2 separate regions of the Homo sapiens genome follow, and region 2 is linked to region 1. The links are chromatin loops, found by intact Hi-C in ENCODE. Cell type or tissue: GM12878. All regions are shown on one strand. Each heading gives the region's core, and the rest is flanking DNA. Links, peaks and the distances in the headings are about the cores only.

Region 1 (8,332 bases), core at 309-8,308:
ATGCCCGACTAATTTTTGCATTTTTAGTAGACCGGGTTCTTCCATGTTGGCCAGGCTGGTCTCGAACTCCTGGCCTCAAGTGATCCACCCGCCTTGGCCTTCCAAAGTGCTGGGATTACAGGTGTGAGCCACGGTGCCCGGCCAAGAGCTGTTGGTTTCATTCATATCTGAAAGCATCTTGCGTGGGAGAGGCAGGTACAAATGTATTGGTCAGTTTTGGCCCGGTGCGGTGGCTCACGGCTGTAATCCCAGCACTTTGGGAGGCCGAGGTGGGCGGATCATGAGGTCAGGAGTTCGAGACTGGCCAACACAGTGAAACCCCGTCTCTACTAAAAATACAAAAATTAGCTGGGCGTGATGGTGGGTGCCTGTAATCCCAGCTACTTGGGAGGCTGAAGCAGAAGAATCGCTTGAACCCGGGAGGCGGAGGTTGCAGTGAGCCAAGATCGTGCCACTGCACTCCAGCCTGGGCGACACAGTGAGACTCCGTCTCAAAAAAAAGAAAAATGTATGGGTCAGTCTTATGAATTTATTAAAGATCATCATTCCTTTAAGCATTTTTCTATGCCTCATATACAATCAACATTTTTCTATACCTTATATACATCTAATAAATAAAAATTTATTTCCCTAATGCCGGGTACAGTGACTCACACCTGTAATCCCAGCCCTTTGAAAGGCTGAGGTGGGAAGATCGCTTGAGGCCAGGAGTTCAAGACCAGCCTGGGCAACATAGCCAGACCCCATTCCTGCAAAAAAAATTAAAAATTGGCTGGGCATAGTGGTGCATGCCTGTAGTCTCAGCTACTTGGGAGACAGAGGTGGGAGGATCCCTTGAGCCCAGGAGTTTGAATTTGTGAGGACCTATGATCACTGCACTCCAGCCTGGGCAACAAGAGCAAAACTGCGTCTAAAAAAAAAAAAAAAAAAGGCCAGGCGTGGTGGCTCACGCTTGTAATCCCAGCACTTTGGGAGGCCAAGGTGGGCGGATCACGAGGTCAGGAGATCGAGACCATCCTGGCTAACACGGTGAAACCCCGTCTCTACTAAAAATACAAAAAATTAGCTGGGCGTGGTGGCGAGCACCTGTAATCCCAGCTACTTGGGAGGCTGAGGCAGGAGAATGGCGTGAACCTGGGAGGCGGAGCTTGCAGTGAGCTGAGATCGCGCCACTGCACTCCAGCCTGGGTGACAGAGCAAGACTCCATCTCAAAAAAAAAAAAATTATATATATATATACATATATATATATATATCCCTAAATTTTAAAATTCTGTCAATATATTTTTATTAGATTTTAGTTTTTCTAGAGACAGGGTCCCACTCTGTCATTCAGGCTGGAGTGCAGTGGCGTAATCATAGCTCACTGCAGCCTCGAACTCCTAGGCTCAAGGGATCCTCTCATCCCAGCCTCCCAAGAAGCTGAGACTACAGGTGCACAATGCCACAGCCACCTATTTTTATTTTTTTAGAGATGAAAGTCTCAGGCTGGTCTTGAACTTCTGGGGTCAAGAGATCCTCCCTTCTCCACCTCCCAAAACACTCGGATTACAGGTGCCAATCACCATGCCTGGCCCAAATTCCATAAATTTAATCAAAATCTTCTAAATGACTAATACAATACCAGTTTCTTTTTTCTGAGCCAGAGTGTCGCTCTGTCGCCCAGGCTGGAGTGCAGTGGCATGATCTCGGCTCACTGCAACCTCCGCCTCCCGGGTTCAAGCGATTCTTCTGTCTCAGCCTCCCGAGTAGCTGGGATCACAGGCACCCGCCACCACGCCTGGCTAATTTTTTGTATTTTTAGTAGAGATGGGGTTTCACCATGTTGGCCAGGCTGGTCTCAAACTCCTGACCTCAAGTGATCCACCTGCCTCGGCCTCCCAAAGTGCAGGGATTACAGGCGTGAGCCATCTCACCCGGCCAATACGTTTCTTTTACATGCTTTAAATACCTTAAAGTAGGCAGAATCTCAAATAGTGCAAGGATGCGTATTGCCCTATGGCAACAGTGAGTGGCGACAGTGAGCTGTTATGGAGCTGTCCAGACTTTTCCTCCCTCCAGTGAGTGCCAGCTGTCCTTGCATGGAGTCCTGGTTCCTTTGGTGGAGAATGGTGTTGAAAATCTCAGCCTTTGCGGCGGAGAGCGGGGACATGGGACACAGGGGAGTTGGTGGTGGGCAGAGATGCTGCTGGGCCACTTTCAGTGACAAAACATGACAGCAAAGGCTCTTGAAGTCAGGTGAGGCCCAGCCTGCCCTGTGGCGGAGAGGGAGTTTGGGAGGGGGTGAGGTGGATGGGTAGAGTGAGTGGGCGAAGGGGAGAGAGGAGGGAGAGAACCTGATCAAGGTCAAGAGTGCCCAGGGGACGACTTGGCCTTTACCGCATTGCGTGTTCAAGGCTTTTAGCCCAGATTTTCCTGGGCCATGTGATCATGGTTAGGGAAATACGACTGGGCCTTGCTCAACTGACCTTCCAGACAGTGACATTCAGTATCTGGAAGGAGGTAGCAGGAGGATGTGTGTGGCCAGTGGAGACCAAGAGGAGGAGGATGGGGCAGTGGTGGGGAGGTCCTTCAGTCTCCTGGCCTCCAGCTTGCTGGTGCCCTGGGCTGAGCCCTGGCTAGCTGACCAGCTCAGGGAGGGCCACTGGGCGATGGCCCAGCCATTCCTGCTGGTTCTGAGCTCCTCTTCCGGTTTCCATCCCCGACCAGTGCAGACACCTTCAGGGATACAACCCCTTCGACCAGGGCTGTGCCAGCAACTGGTATTTAACAATTTGTGCACCACTGGGACCCAAGTGAGTTGGCAAGCCAGAGGCCCAACTGGTGAACCCTGGGGGTGGGGCAGAGGTGGGTTCACCCTGGCTCCTTACCACAGCCCCAGGCCCTTACACTCACTGTTCCTGCTCCTCTGGGGTTTTCTCCAGGGCACTGGGAGCTCTGGGGCCTCCCTACGTCCTTGGCTCTGTGTGTTCCTGCCCCACTATGGCATACAGGGCTGCTGCATCCTGGATGAGGCTGGCCTCAGCTTCCTGCAGAGCTAAGCCCTGGGCCGTGTGCTTCCCAAGCTGAGGCGGGCAGGGGAGCCGGACCAGGGAGGACGGTGGCCCCTGCATCTGGCCTGCTGCTCCCCAGGTACATGGCTGAAGCTGTCCAGCTGCAGAGAGTGGTGGGGCCTGACTGGACATCCATGCCGAATCTGCACCCTCCAATGTCCCCCTCTGCTCTCAACCCCCCAGCCCCAACCTCTGGGTCCCTACAAAGCAGGGAAGGGACCCCCGGGGCGTGGTGAGGCTGCAGCTCTCCAGGAGGTAAGAAGCGTGTGTGTGCGTGGGTGTCTGTGCGTGTCGGGAGGGGGGTGTCTGCAGGTTGTGAGGGTGTGGGGGGAGGCCCCTGAGGTTTGGCTGACCCTGAAGCTGGAGCGCTCCGAGCTTGGGGGGAGGAGGGTTCTACACTGGAGGGGCGTTGGAAGCAGGGCCCAGGCCTCTAGAATACACCCAGGAGTCCCTGGAGTCACAAAGACAAATGGAGGATGACTCCCCCACTACATGTGCTGATGGGCCTCAGGCCAGTCACCTACTCGCAGGACTGAGATGAGTCTCGTGGTTTATAATTTGGCCAGGGGGTGCGGGTGGCGGGAGACTCTTTTATTTAAAGGAAACATTGACTCGAAGCCCCGTGAGACATGGAGGTGGAGCATCAGGAGGCCACCGTGGGGCTGGGCAACCCCTGCGCCCCGGGGCCTCTGCAGCACATTCTGTGGGGCCAGCCCGCTCCCTTTGCCTCCAGGAGCAGGAGACCTGGCACGAGCTGCGGGGCGGGGTCTTGTTGAGAGCACTCATGCCCCTGTTCTGTGTTTAGTTCCACACGGGCCCAGTGCTGCCCCTGCTGCTGCAGGAGCCCCCAGGCGAGGTTCGGCCTTCCTCTCGCCCCTGTGCACCCGGAGATGCCCACAGCACCAGCACCTGAGCTCACCTCCGAACCCGCCTCCTGAACCCGCCTCCTGAACCTGCCTCCTTACCTCCCACTTCCTGAGCCCTGAGTGGAAGCCTTTCTGTGCCTTGCCCTTTGCCCACTCCCCTGGTGGGACTGCCAAGACCCTCAATGCCCATTAAATACTCTTGCCTGCCTCTTACAACTGTCACGCTGCGCATGTCCGTCCTGGGTGAGGGCTTGGAGGAGGCTCTAATGGGCCGGGACAAAGACCTTCCGGGATGGAGGACCCAGGATCTGTGGAGGCCTGAGTTCAGGACCTGACACCACCTGGCTCTGTGACCTTGGACAAGACACCTAACATTTCTCTCCTCCTTAAAATTGGGCAACAATAGGCTGGGCGTGGTGGCTCACGCCTGTAATCCCAGCACTTTGGGAGGCCGGAGGCCACCTGAGGTCAGGAGTTCGAGACCAGCCTGGCCAACATAGTGAAACCCTGTCTCTAGTAAAAAATACAGAAACTAGCTGGGCTTGGTGGTACATGCCTGTAGTCCCAGCTACTAGGGAGGCTGAGGCAGGAGAATTGCTTGAACCCGGCAGTTGGAGGATGCAGTGAGCCAAGACCACACCATTGCACTCCAGCCTGGGTGACAGAGTGAGACTCTGTCTCAAAAAAAAAAAAAGGGCAACAACAACAACAGACAATAATAATAATAATAATAATTGCAGCAGTTGACTGGCCTAGCTCCCAGCTAGGGCTGGAGATGATGGAAGAGGAAAATCCACCAATGTCGGGGTGTCCGAGGTTGGGGAGCACCTGGCCTCTGCCCGGCCACACCTTTGTCTGGCTGCAGGGGGCGCTCGCAGCCCAGGGATTCACCAGGCCTGGCCTGGTCCAGCCCTGCCTCTCTGGAGCCTCTGGGGTGGGGTTAGGGCTGGCCTTACCATTTCTGGGGCCCTGAGGCTGGGAGTGGCCCCCTCCTGCCTGCCGCGTCCTGGGGAAGTGGAGGGGTGGGGGCGTTCTCCACCACGGCCCAGCCTTGCATCTTTCCTGCAGCTGTGTCTCACCCTGGTCCCTCTTTCCTGGTGGGAGGTCAGGAGCTGGTTCTGGTCTTGCCCCTGGGGTGGTCCCAGGCCCCACAAGTCTTCAGGCCCCTGGGGTTGGGGGGGTCGGGGGGACACATCTAACTGTGGCTCTGCTAGCGGCCAGAATGTGACCGTGGGACTGGGAATAATGCATCTTTCTGGAAGGCTGGCAGAGGCCGGAATGAGGTGTTTCATGCAAAACATCGGGACACAGGTACACGGTAGGCACACAGTGAGCGCGGTCAGTGTCATCATGATGATTTTCTCCACCACGCAGCTGACACACCACCCAGAGCTTCTCCAAGGACCACCTTCGAGACTGACCTGGGCCCCTTTCTTCAGGGAAGTCCCTTCTGCCAGGCTCTTCTGGCTCAGCCTTTCCGTGTCAGGGGAGGGTGGGAATTTTTATCAGGTGTTCCAGTGATTCTGCCACCTGGAGCGTCAAAATGGGCCCAAGTCACACTGTTTGCTTCCTGCCACCTTCGTATCCGGGTGAAACCAGGGTGTGGAGGAGGGTGGGGGCAGAAGGATGTCACCCAAGGGTTCAGATGAGCCACCCCCAGGTGCCGCGGAGGTGTGTGTGTCTGTGTGCTGGGGTGTGAGCGCATTCTCAGGGGGACGCTGGCCCAGCCCCTGTCCTCTCTACCGCTGGTGATGCAGGACGTCCCTCCAGATCTCCAGCCCAATGGGTCCTGCCACAACCGACCCTGCAGGCTTCAGACCCTTCCCTGTGCAGGCCCAGCCTCACCCACCTGCCTGGCATGGGCCACGGGGGAGGGGGTCCAGGAGCCTGGGCCAAGGCCGGGATGTGAATTATGGAACTGGCTGGTTGAAGAAGTGGTGCCTGCCTGGAGTCCCAGCCCACAGGGGCAAAGAAGCCCAGGCCCAGTATCTGGGGAGGCCCTGACCTTCCTCTGCCACCCTGTCCCTTAGTTCAGGACGGCACCTACTGGTCCTCGCCTCCAGGTATGCAGGGGACACACTCAGCCTCAGGCAGGGGCCTTTCAAGCCTTAAGCCAGCTGTGAGTCATTTCCCCTCACACGCTGGGCCTCAATTTCCCCACTGGGCAGACATAATTTTCCTCATAGTGTCAAAGGAGACCATGAACCCTCTGAGGGCAATGGCCTCCTGCTCTAAATGTGGATTCTAGGTCTCTCTGTCCCTCCCAGCCTGGGATTTCTTTTTTTTTTTTTGGAGACGGAGTCTTGCTCTGTCGCCCAGGCTGGAGTGCAGTGGTGCGATCTCGGCTCACCGCAGCCTCCTCCTCCTGGATTCAACTGATTCTCGTGCCTCAGCTTCCTGAGTAGCTGGAATTACAGGTGTGCACCACCATATCCAGCTAATTTTTGTAGTTGTAGTAGAGACAGAGTTTCACCATGTTAGCCAAGCTGGTCTCAAACTCCTGGGTTCAAGTGATAAGCCCACCTCAGCCTCCCAAAGGGCTGGGAATACAGGCATAAGCCACGGCGCCCGGCCCCAGCCTAGGATTTCTAAGGTTTCTTCAGGAAAGTCACTTGGATCAGGCCCCTTGGCTCCTGGAGGGTTAAGTGAGACTTAGACTGTCCCTTCCTTTGACTCCCCACCACTCCACACTCTCCCCCCTAAGCCAGGGGACCCCTCCGGGATTCTTTGCAGCCGGGCTGAGAGGCCTCGGTTCAGCTGCACCCACTTTTCCTTTCTGCCCCTTCCTTGTTTCTGTGGAATGTACCCTTGATTCTCAGATGCACCCCACCCAGTCCTTGACCCACTGATAAGGGGAGGGGTGTTATCAGAGCCCAGTTACAGGGCCTACTGTCTATACGCCCAGGAAGCCCTGCCATCTCTGCCTTCTGTGGGCTGGAGCCAAGGAGTGACCCCAGGCCTGCAAAGCCGCCAGGTGCCTGACTGTCTAGGGCTCCTCTGAGAGGTCCCCAGCTGGCCCCTAGGACCTGAAGAAAGGGGTTAGACCCTGGGATGGGGTGCCCAGGGCAGCGACCTCCCATCTCCACGCCTTTCCTCCATGGGCCTTCTGGAAGGCTCACAAGCTTCATGGGCATGTGGGGTGGGGCTCAGCCCCATCATTCCTCTCTGTGCCCAACTAGTGTGCTGTGGAGAAGTCACTGTCCTGTGCGTAGCCTCAGCTTCCTCGTCTGTAGGACTGACAGTCATAGCCACCTCCCAGGGATCACAGGATCCTAACTCTCTAGGAGAGGAAGGGACCCGGGCTGCCTCATCCAGCTGCCCCCGACCCCCAATTTCATAAGCAGGGACTCTGGGGCCCGGAGAGGGAAGTGGTTGCATCAGATCACACGGTGCAGCCAGTCTGGTGACTCTCGGGTTCCCAGGCCGCTGCCCCATCCCTGGTCCTGGGCCATTCCAGAGGAGACAGGCTTGGCTGGCAACCCCAGGGCTCTGCTCTCCAGCCCCTGTGCCTCAGAGCTGGGCTGGGCTGGGCACAGGCCCAGGGAACTGATAAGAAGGTTTAACTCTCTTCAGCCCTGTGCTGCCGGTGATAATGACCCCCTCCGCTGCCTCCCACTCAGCCCTGCCCTGCTCTGCCCTGCTCTGCCCTGCTCTGCCCTGACCCTTGGGTGGGGGCCCTGCAGGTGGCTGAGGGTGGAGCAGGGCAGGGACAGATGGGGGAAGGGGAGGTCACCGCACTGCAGGATCCAGGGCCCAGAATCCTAGTACCTCAAAGGACACAGGCACCTTGCTGGCTCTCATGGGCAGCTGGGCACAGTGCCTGACACCCATGCTCCATCTGGGTCTGACTCCCTTCTCTTTAGTTCTTAGCATGCAGAGGAATGGCTGGAGGGAAGCAGCCCAGCGGCTGAGGGCTCGCCAGAACTCCTGTACTAACAAACCCTCGATGGAGCCCTGCCTGGGCCAGGGCCTGTGCTCAGTGTCCAGGCTGCCTCCTTCAATCCTCACGACTGCTCTATGGAACTGTTATTCTAGTTTCTGAGGTGAGGAAACCAGCATGGAGCAAACAAGCAACTCCCCAAGAGGCAGAAGTGCAGCCCCTGTGACTCGTAGCCACCACGAGGTGTGTCTGTGGGCAGTTTCCACATTTTATTTCAACGTGGGGTCACAGTTAAGACGCGGGCTCTGAAGGTGGGCTGCCTGGTTTCTCCCCCTGTAATGTAAGATTAATAATTGTATCTCTAGAAGAAAACACACACACACACACACACACAAGTCGTATCTCATCGTGTGGTTATGACATGGCTTACCTAGTGCATGGAAAGAGCTTGGCACAAACCCCCACACATGACAGGTGCTTCGCAGAGGAAGCAGTGACCATCATAGCCCGATAAAGGAGGCAGGAGGCAGACC
Region 2 (8,332 bases), core at 281-8,280, 170 kb after region 1:
TATCAAATACTTTTTCGGCATCAATTAAAATCATCATATGATTTCTGTCCTTCATTCTGTTGATATGATGTATCACATTGATTGATTTGCATATGTGGAACCTACCTTGCATCCCTGGTATCAATCCCACTTGGTCGTGATGAATGATATTATTAATATGTTGCTGAATTAGGTTTGCTAGTATTTTGTTGTGGATTTTTGCATAAATGTTCATCAAAGATATTGGCCTGAAGTTTTTTTTCTTTTGTTCTTTTTTAAAATGTGCCTTTGTCTGGTTTGGTATCAAGGTAATATTAACCTTGTAGGATGAGTTTGGAAGTATCCCCTCCTCCTCTATTTTTTGGAATAGTTTGAACAGGATTGGTATTAGTTATTTAAATATTTGGTAAAATTCAGCAGTGAAGCCTTCAGGTCCTGGGCTTTTCTTTACTGGGAGACTTTTGATTATGGCTTTGATTTCATTATTAGTTATTGGTCTGTTCAGGTTTTGGATTTCTTCGTGGTTCAATCACAGTAGGTTGAATATGTCTAGGAATTTATCCACTTCTAGGTTTTCCAATTTATTAGCAACATATAGTTTTCATAGAAGTCTCTAGTGAGCCTTTGAATCTCTGCAGTATCCGTTGTAATGCCTCCTTTTACATTTCTGATTTTATCTATTTGAGTCTTTTTTCTTTTTTTCTTAGTCTGGCTAAAGGTTTGTCAATTTTGTTTATCTTTTCAAAAAACAAACTTTTTTGTTTTTTTGATTTTTTTTTATTTCAATTTCATTTATTTCTGCTCTGATCTTTATTATTTGTTTTCTTCTGATTTTGGGTTTGACTTGCTCTTGCTTTTCTCGTTCTTTCTTTTCTTTTCTTTTTTTTTTTTTTTTGAGACTGATTCTCACTCTGTCACCCAGGCTGGAGTGCAGTGGTGCCATCTCCGCTCACTGCAACCTCTGCCTCCTGGGTTCGAGCAATTCTCCTGCCTCAGCCTCCTGAGTAGCTGGGATTACAGGTGCCTGGCACCACACCCAGCTAATTTTTTGTATTTTTGGTAGAGACAGGGTTTCAATATGTTGGCCAGGCTGGTCTTGAACTCCTGACCTCAAGCAATCCACCCGTCTCAGCCTCCCAAAGTGCTGGGATTACAGGCATGAGCCACCGCGCCTGGCTCGCTCTTCTAGTTCTTTAAGATGCATTGTTAGGTGGTTTATTTGAAGTTTTTCTACTTTCTTTCTTTCTTTTTTTTTTTTTTGAGACAGCGTCTCAATCTGTTGCCCAGGATGGAGTGCAGTGGTACAATCTTGGCTCACTGCAACCTCTGCCTCCTAGGTTCAAGAGATTCTCATGTCTCGGCCTCCCGAGTAGCTGGGATTAGAGGCGTGTGCCACCCCGCCCTGCTAATTTTTGTATTTTTATTTATGTATTTATTTAGGAGACAGAGTCTTGCTCTGTCACCCAGGCTGGAGTGCAATGGCACAATCTCAGCTCACTGCAACCTCTGCCTCCTGGGTTCAAGCGATTCTCCCACCTCAGCCCCCCGACTAGCTGGGACTACAGGCACCCGCCACCACGCCCAGCTAATTTTTGTATTTTTAGTAGAGACAGGGTTTCACCATATTGACCAGGCTGGTCGCTGGTCTTGAACTCCTGACCTTGTGATCCGCCCACCTCAGCCTCCCAAAGTGCTGGGATTACAGGCGTGAGCCACCGTGCCTGGCCTGTAATCTTTAAAGCTCAATAGAAATGTAAGATCTTGCTATTGTTATGCGATTATAAAATCTTCCATTCCTTGCTTTTTCCTTGGTTGCTGGCCTAGAAACTAAATCAATTCTGTTCTCTTTTTATTTTTTAAAAGTAATCTCGAACATGTGAAATTGCTGATATTTTAATGTATTGCTGATGTTTCATCTATTCCAATGGTAGCTTCCTCTGGTTTCTTCTAATAGTTAAAACTCTATCATGCCTATAATCCCAGCACTTTGGGAGGTCAAGGCGGGCAGATCACCTGAGGTCAGAAGTTTGAGACCAGCCTGGCCAACATGGCAAAACCCTGTCTCCACTTAAAAGATGAAAATTGGCAGGAGAATCGCTTGAACCCGGGAGACCTTGGTTGCAGTGAACCAAGATTACACCACTGTACTCCAGTCTGGGCAACAAAGCGAGACTCAGAAAAAAAAAAAAATATATATATATATATATATATATATATGTATGTATATATACACACACATATCAAAGCAATATATTTGTATAGTGAAACCTCAGACAGTGCCACTAAGTGAATGATAATATAAAACTCTTATTTCTTATTTTGCTATGATGTTAGGTTCTCAACAATCATTCCGCCTGCTGGTTTACCTTGGTCTTTTTTCCCATTGAGATGGGTTTCCCTTCAATGTCTGGTGATTCTTCATTGTTCACATTTAATAGTGACACGTGAAGAAGGAGAATGAGTCTGTGTTATCATTAGTGAAAGGCTCGTCTAGATGGTGATTCTTCACTGTTCACATTTAATAGTGACACGTGAAGAAGGAGAATGAGTCTGTGTTATCATTAGTGAAAGGCTTGTCTAGATGGTGATTCTTCATTGTTCACATTTAATAGTAACACATGAAGGAGAATGAGTCTGTGTTATCATTAGTGAAAGGCTCGTCTAGGTGGTGATTCTTCACTGTTCACATTTAATAGTAACACATGAAGGAGAATGAGTCTGTGTTATCATTAGTGAAAGGCTCGTCTAGATGGTGATTCTTCACTGTTCACATTTAATAGTGACACGTGAAGAAGGAGAATGAGTCTGTGTTATCATTAGTGAAAGGCTCGTCTAGATGGTGATTCTTCACTGTTCACATTTAATAGTGACACGTGAAGAAGGAGAATGAGTCTGTGTTATCATTAGTGAAAGGCTCGTCTAGGTGGTGATTCTTCACTGTTCACATTTAATAGTAACACATGAAGGAGAATGAGTGTGTTATCATTAGTGAAAGGCTCGTCTAGGTGGTGATTCTTCACTGTTCACATTTAATAGTAACACGTGAAGGAGAATGAGTGTGTTATCATTAGTGAAAGGCTCGTCTAGAGGTTTTGCTTCGGGGAGTCGATGGGGTTTCCGCATGTTAGTAAGTGATGCCTTTGGTCTGGATGGTTTCCTTCCTCTGGAGAAAACCTTCTCCTCTCCTCTCTGGAAGGCAGCTGCTTGCTTGTTGGTTGTTGGTGTTCTACTCACTGGTTACCCGAGGGGTGGGGTGCTGGCATCGGTGAGGGAGGATAATGAGGGTTGACTGTCAATGTACAGATTTTAATCGACCCTCCTGTTTTCTGATGCCTGCCTCACTTCTCTGCCCCTCACCCCCAGGAAGGTCCACAGATGATGCTCCTTCTCACGGATGCGAGGCCATCAAATCACTTTTTGTCTCCGCTGCTCTCTCTCCATCGTGGATAGCCACCATGGTTTCTCAGGAGGGAAAGGACACAACTGGGTCAGTATTTCGTCTACCATCTTTAACTTGGAAGCTTCTTCTTCCAACTAAAGCTAGAATAGCAAAGCTTGAGAAAGGGTTTTGAAAATATTTAGTAACTCAAGTTTTTGGGATGATTTGAACATCTTAAGGCACTAAGTTACTGGGTTTTCTGAAAATGGTGATGGGGAATCATTAATTAATTAATTAATCTCTGCTTTGTTTTAAATATATTGCACCAGGTTTGTGTGTTAGAATTCACACTCAAAAAGTACAGGTTTAATTTTGATATATTTTCTTTGAAGAAATAGCTTAACTGCTCTTCAATGCTATACTTAGGATGTGGCCAAATCTTTATTTGAGACAAAATGTATTATTTCTCTCTATGTAAATTAAGATGTTGTACTTTGAAAAATCATTCCTTTGGGAATTTTTAGATCTTTCTCAGTTTTCTTGAACCTTTTGTGTAAGAGCAATGACCTTATATTTGTCACATTGTTCCTATTAAACACTTAGCTGTGGGCACGAAAGAAACGGGCAGTTCTGTTACAAGAATAAGGTGGAGAAGGTAGTATCACTCTTACTCTTTCATGGATGGGCAAACAGGTTCAGGAATTTCCCAGAACCAAGGTTTTCTATCTTATAATTGGGTGTTCTTTGTCTCACAACATGCGCTTCGTCCTTCCGTATGAATCTCTTTGCTCAGGCTGACTCTGAATGTCAGCTCTCACATGCTAAGCACACATTAATTTCTCTTATCCTTTATTCCCACCTAGTGTGCGGGTGGTTTTGAGAGGATCCTGTACGGTATGGTCCTCAGGTGCTTGGCAAAATGGGTCCACCCCCTCCCGGGTAACCCTGGCTCTAGGCCCTCTTCCATGTCCTGGCCTTCCCCAGCAGTCCCCTGGAGCCCTCTGGCGACCAAAACTCCACAGTGAAGCGCCGCCTGGAGTGGTGGCCGGTGAAGGGTTCCCAGTTCGGGACACGTTATTCCTCTTCTGTAAAAACTGCACCACTTTCAGCTAGACTCTCAGGCAAAGGCACAGAAAATTACCTGATTAGATTCATGATCTTTTAGAGGTTTCCTATCGCTGAGGTCATCTGAGCCAGCAGTTTTCAAAATGAGTTGACAGCTTCATATCCTAAAATGTTGCATTTAAATTCCAGTTAAAAATAGTTTAACTACTGTATTTTTCCATTCTAAGACAGATTTTTTTCATGCTTTGCTTTTTCTGGAGTTAGCATGCATCTTATAATTGATACACTTCATTTAATATGATGGGATCTCTTCTGTTCTTCTAAAAAATTATCAATACATTTGTGATGAATATTGGTTTAATAGCATCTCAGAATGTAAAACATCCAGGTTGCAATCATTACCTCTTCTACAATATTTAGGTGAAGAAGGTCATATTTCTTTCTTTTTTAAGTCAAATTATATCTAGCAGAAACTCCCATATATCAAGATGTGGAAGATTCCAATTCACGGAGGTTCCTCGTCATATTCTGTGCCAGACACTGGAGGCCGGTATGGTGGGACTTCATGCTCCGCACCTTCCTGTCTCACTACTTTTCCTGTGACTGCCAATTGCTGGCCCTTTACTCTGAAGGGGGTTAGAGGACGACTGCCTCTGGCATTGGGGAGGGGATACTCCTCACAGCACAAGAAGTGGCAAGAAAGCAGCTGACAAATGCTGGAACCTTGGCCACACCAACCACATCTGGGGAATTGCATGTGACTAGGGCCAAGCCCATTAGGAATGCTCCTTTTCTGGGAACATCTCTCCAGTATCTTCGTTTTGATTTCCCATTGGCTAGTCCAGCTTACCCCCTTAGATTATTCTAGATCTCCCCAGAAAATACCTGGGTAAGAGTTATCCAGGCAAATTCTCTTTTCCTCCTTTTAACCCTAAAGGCTATATTGGGTGTATGTGTGCACGTGTGTGTGCGTGTGCGTGTGTGTGCATGTGTGTGCCTGCGCGTGCGTGTGCTCGTGTGTGTGCGCGTGTGTGTGCGCTCATGCGTGCATGGGTGTGTGTGTGTTACAGAGAGATCTAATCTGCAGAAGCACAGCTTCTGGGAAAAGGGAAAAGGGCTGCTTTATTTCCTGATGCCTCCAAAGCACACACAAAGAAGATATAAGTTAGTACTTGCTCTAATATTCCATCTGTAACATTGAGCATTTAAAAGTCATAATAATACATTAAAATACCATGCCCATACAAGTGCATTTAAAATGTAGCATTAATGAAACAATTAAATGTCCCAACTTAACCTGTCTTCTTGCAAGCCACGAAATAAATTTCTCCCACTATCTCTATGTGTATGTTTACCATTTGTGCAAATTTACCACTGAAAAGAGATTGTAGACAATTTTTATTTTGATAGCAATCCACTCATGTAAAATTACACACAGAAATACTACTATAACCCATGTGTATTGCAAGATCCAATTAAATGTAAACCAAGGCCCATTTGTTCATGCATGTGTTTTTATGATTTTGTCTGTTGTTTCTCTGACTTACATATTTATAATACAGAATGTGAGAAGAGTGAGCTCTTTGTAGTTATTTAGCTTTAAGGCATAGACAACTGTTTTAGAACCTTTAAAAAGCAATTGCAGATTTTTTTAAAAGTCTCTTGAAATTACAAGTCCTTTTTAAAAATTATTATTCTTTGAAACTACTTTTCTGTATACATCAAGATTTATCAATAGCATATGAACAAAATAAAACGGGACAGGATGGTAATGGCCACCTCATATTGCTTATTTCTTTTATAATAACTAAGTCATATAAATTGAGCTCACAAAAATATTTATATTAATAAAATTATAATTTATCATTGGTAATGTCTGAGTTTTTCTTGTACATTTTTATGTAGCAAGAAAAAAATTTTTACTGTTAAAAATGGTTTTTAAAAAATCGCAGCAAGCCTAAGCCCCTTCATTTTACGAACACAATAACCTGAGGCTCATCAGGGCTGGTGACTCACACAGGCGCACACTCAGCATTGCTGGATGTCGGCTCAGGATCCAGAATGCATTTGAACAACTCACGCTAAGTTAATAAACGCACTTTAAGATAAGCCCATATTAATCCCAAAGTAACTAAACTTGTGGAATTTGTAAAAGAAGATGTTTATGAACGAGGACATGGCATTTCCACATTACTTCTGATTCTCCCCTTTCTAAAAGCAGAATCTACGGTCTCTATTTTCCCGTTGCGAGATTTCAGCGGAGAGCCTGGTGGCACTTACAGCAGACATCACAGATGCCTCAGCGTTTCGGATGAGGACAGTAAAGACCTTCCTTGCTTCATGAAACCTTCGTTTTCCAGGGGAGAAAACACAGGTTGAGTCTAAACTCAGTCCTCCTGTTGAAATATTTTAATGACGCTGAAAGAGGCTGTTGCGTTTGGCAGGTGCGTGTGGAGCTGTGTGGCCCTGCACTGAAGCCCTGCAGTCCTGACTTCTGAGTGGAGCTACAGGAGAATTATGTTAATGTGTTTGCACTACTCGCTCAGTTGTAAAAAGTTACAAATATATTTAATGAGGATAAAATAGTTTAACAATGTTTACACACCTATTTTAGTTATTACATTCTCTAAGCTATTTTTATCCTCACAACCATGGAAGCACTCCGCCATCTCCATTTCAGAAAGTAGACAATAACTGAAAAAAAACTGTCTACTTTTTTAAAACGTGATTTACTTCATTATGAAAGTTCATAGTTTATGTAATTAATACCTTTTTGTGGTCTGCGTTCAGTGGGTGTTGGCATCTGCACACTGTCGTGGGTCCACTGTTGTGGTGAAATCGCACACAGTGATCTCACTGCCCTAAACATCCGGGGCTCTCTGCCCATCCATCCTTTCCTCTCCCCAACCCCTGTCGACCACTGATTATTTTACTATCTATGTAATTTTCCCTTTTCCAAAATGTCACGTAATTACATAGATATTTTACTCTCTATGTAGTTTTTCCTTTTCCAAAATGTCACATAATTGGAATCATACAGTATGTAGCCTTTTTGGCTTCTTTCACTTAGTAATGTGCATTTTGGGTCCCTGTATGCCTTTTCATGACTTGATAGCTCATTTCTTTTCTCACTGAATGATATTCCATTGTCTGTAGGTACCAGAATTTATTTCTCAATTCACCTACTGAAGGACATGTTGGTCACCTCGTTTCTGGTAATTCTGAATAAAGCTTCTATGTAGGTGCCAGCCCTACAGGGTTTGTGGGTTTTTTCTCCCCATGTGCAGAGATGAGAGATTGTAGAAAAAGAGACACAAGACAAAGAGATAAAAGAAAAGACAGCTGGGACCGGGGGACCACTACCACCAAGACGCAGAGACCAGTAGTGGCCCCGAATGCCAGGCTGCGCTGTTATTTATTGGATACAAAGCAAAAGGGGCAGGGTAAAGACTGTGAGTCATCCAACTGATTGATAAGGTCACGGAGTCACGTGTCCACCAGACAGGGGGCCCTTCCCTGTTTGGCAGCCGAGTCAGAGAGACAGAGAGGACAGCTTATGCCATTATTTTTTCTATGCTCTTTTCAGAAAGATCAAAGACTTTAATACTTTCACTAATTTGCTACTGCTATCTAGAAGGCAGAGCCAGGTGTGCAGAGTGGAACATGAGAGCGGACCAGGAGCGTGACCACTGAGGCACAGCATCACAGGGAGACGGTTAGGCCTCCGGATAACTGCAGGCGGGCCTGACTCATGTCAGGCCCTCCACAAAAGGTGGAGGAGTAGAGTCTTCTCTAAACTCCCCCGGGGAAAGGGAGACTCCCTTTCCCGGTCTGCTAGGTAGCGGGTGTTTTTCCTTGACACTGACGCTACCACTAGACCACAGTCCGCTTGGCAACGGGCGTCTTCCC

What was found. A loop is a pair of places that touch in the nucleus more often than their neighbours do. Peaks named below come from ENCODE experiments on the same cell type or tissue, not always from the same donor. Only the 100,000 strongest peaks of a DNase experiment are listed, where the experiment ranks them.
Region 2: it touches region 1 in a loop (10-fold over the local background); 31 of 110 quality-filtered maps call a loop at or near these places.

The regions. Positions count from the first base shown.
Region 1 is chr3:196,193,252-196,201,583 of GRCh38, reverse strand. ZDHHC19 (zDHHC palmitoyltransferase 19) reads left to right here. Exons shown (of 8, transcript NM_001039617.2): 6 at 2,710-2,795; 7 at 3,133-3,308; 8 at 3,859-4,132. The coding sequence ends at 3,289. Among named protein-coding and RNA genes, the nearest start is that of ZDHHC19, 14 kb to the left of the region's middle. RefSeq lists enhancers at 2,551-3,496, 4,883-4,982, 5,013-5,082, 7,206-7,335, 7,396-7,525 and a cis regulatory region at 7,138-7,797. In GM12878, for the core only: a CTCF peak has its summit at 4,783 (motif pointing right); a DNase peak (open chromatin) is centred at 4,780; H3K27ac peaks cover 1,185 bases.
Region 2 is chr3:196,022,271-196,030,602 of GRCh38, reverse strand. It overlaps LOC124909478 (a long non-coding RNA gene), which reads left to right. Exons shown (of 5, transcript XR_007096234.1): 2 at 3,343-3,466; 3 at 6,645-6,797. Among named protein-coding and RNA genes, the nearest start is that of TFRC, 56 kb to the left of the region's middle. In GM12878, for the core only: a CTCF peak has its summit at 4,375 (motif pointing left); no DNase peak of the experiment used is centred there; H3K27me3 peaks cover 151 bases.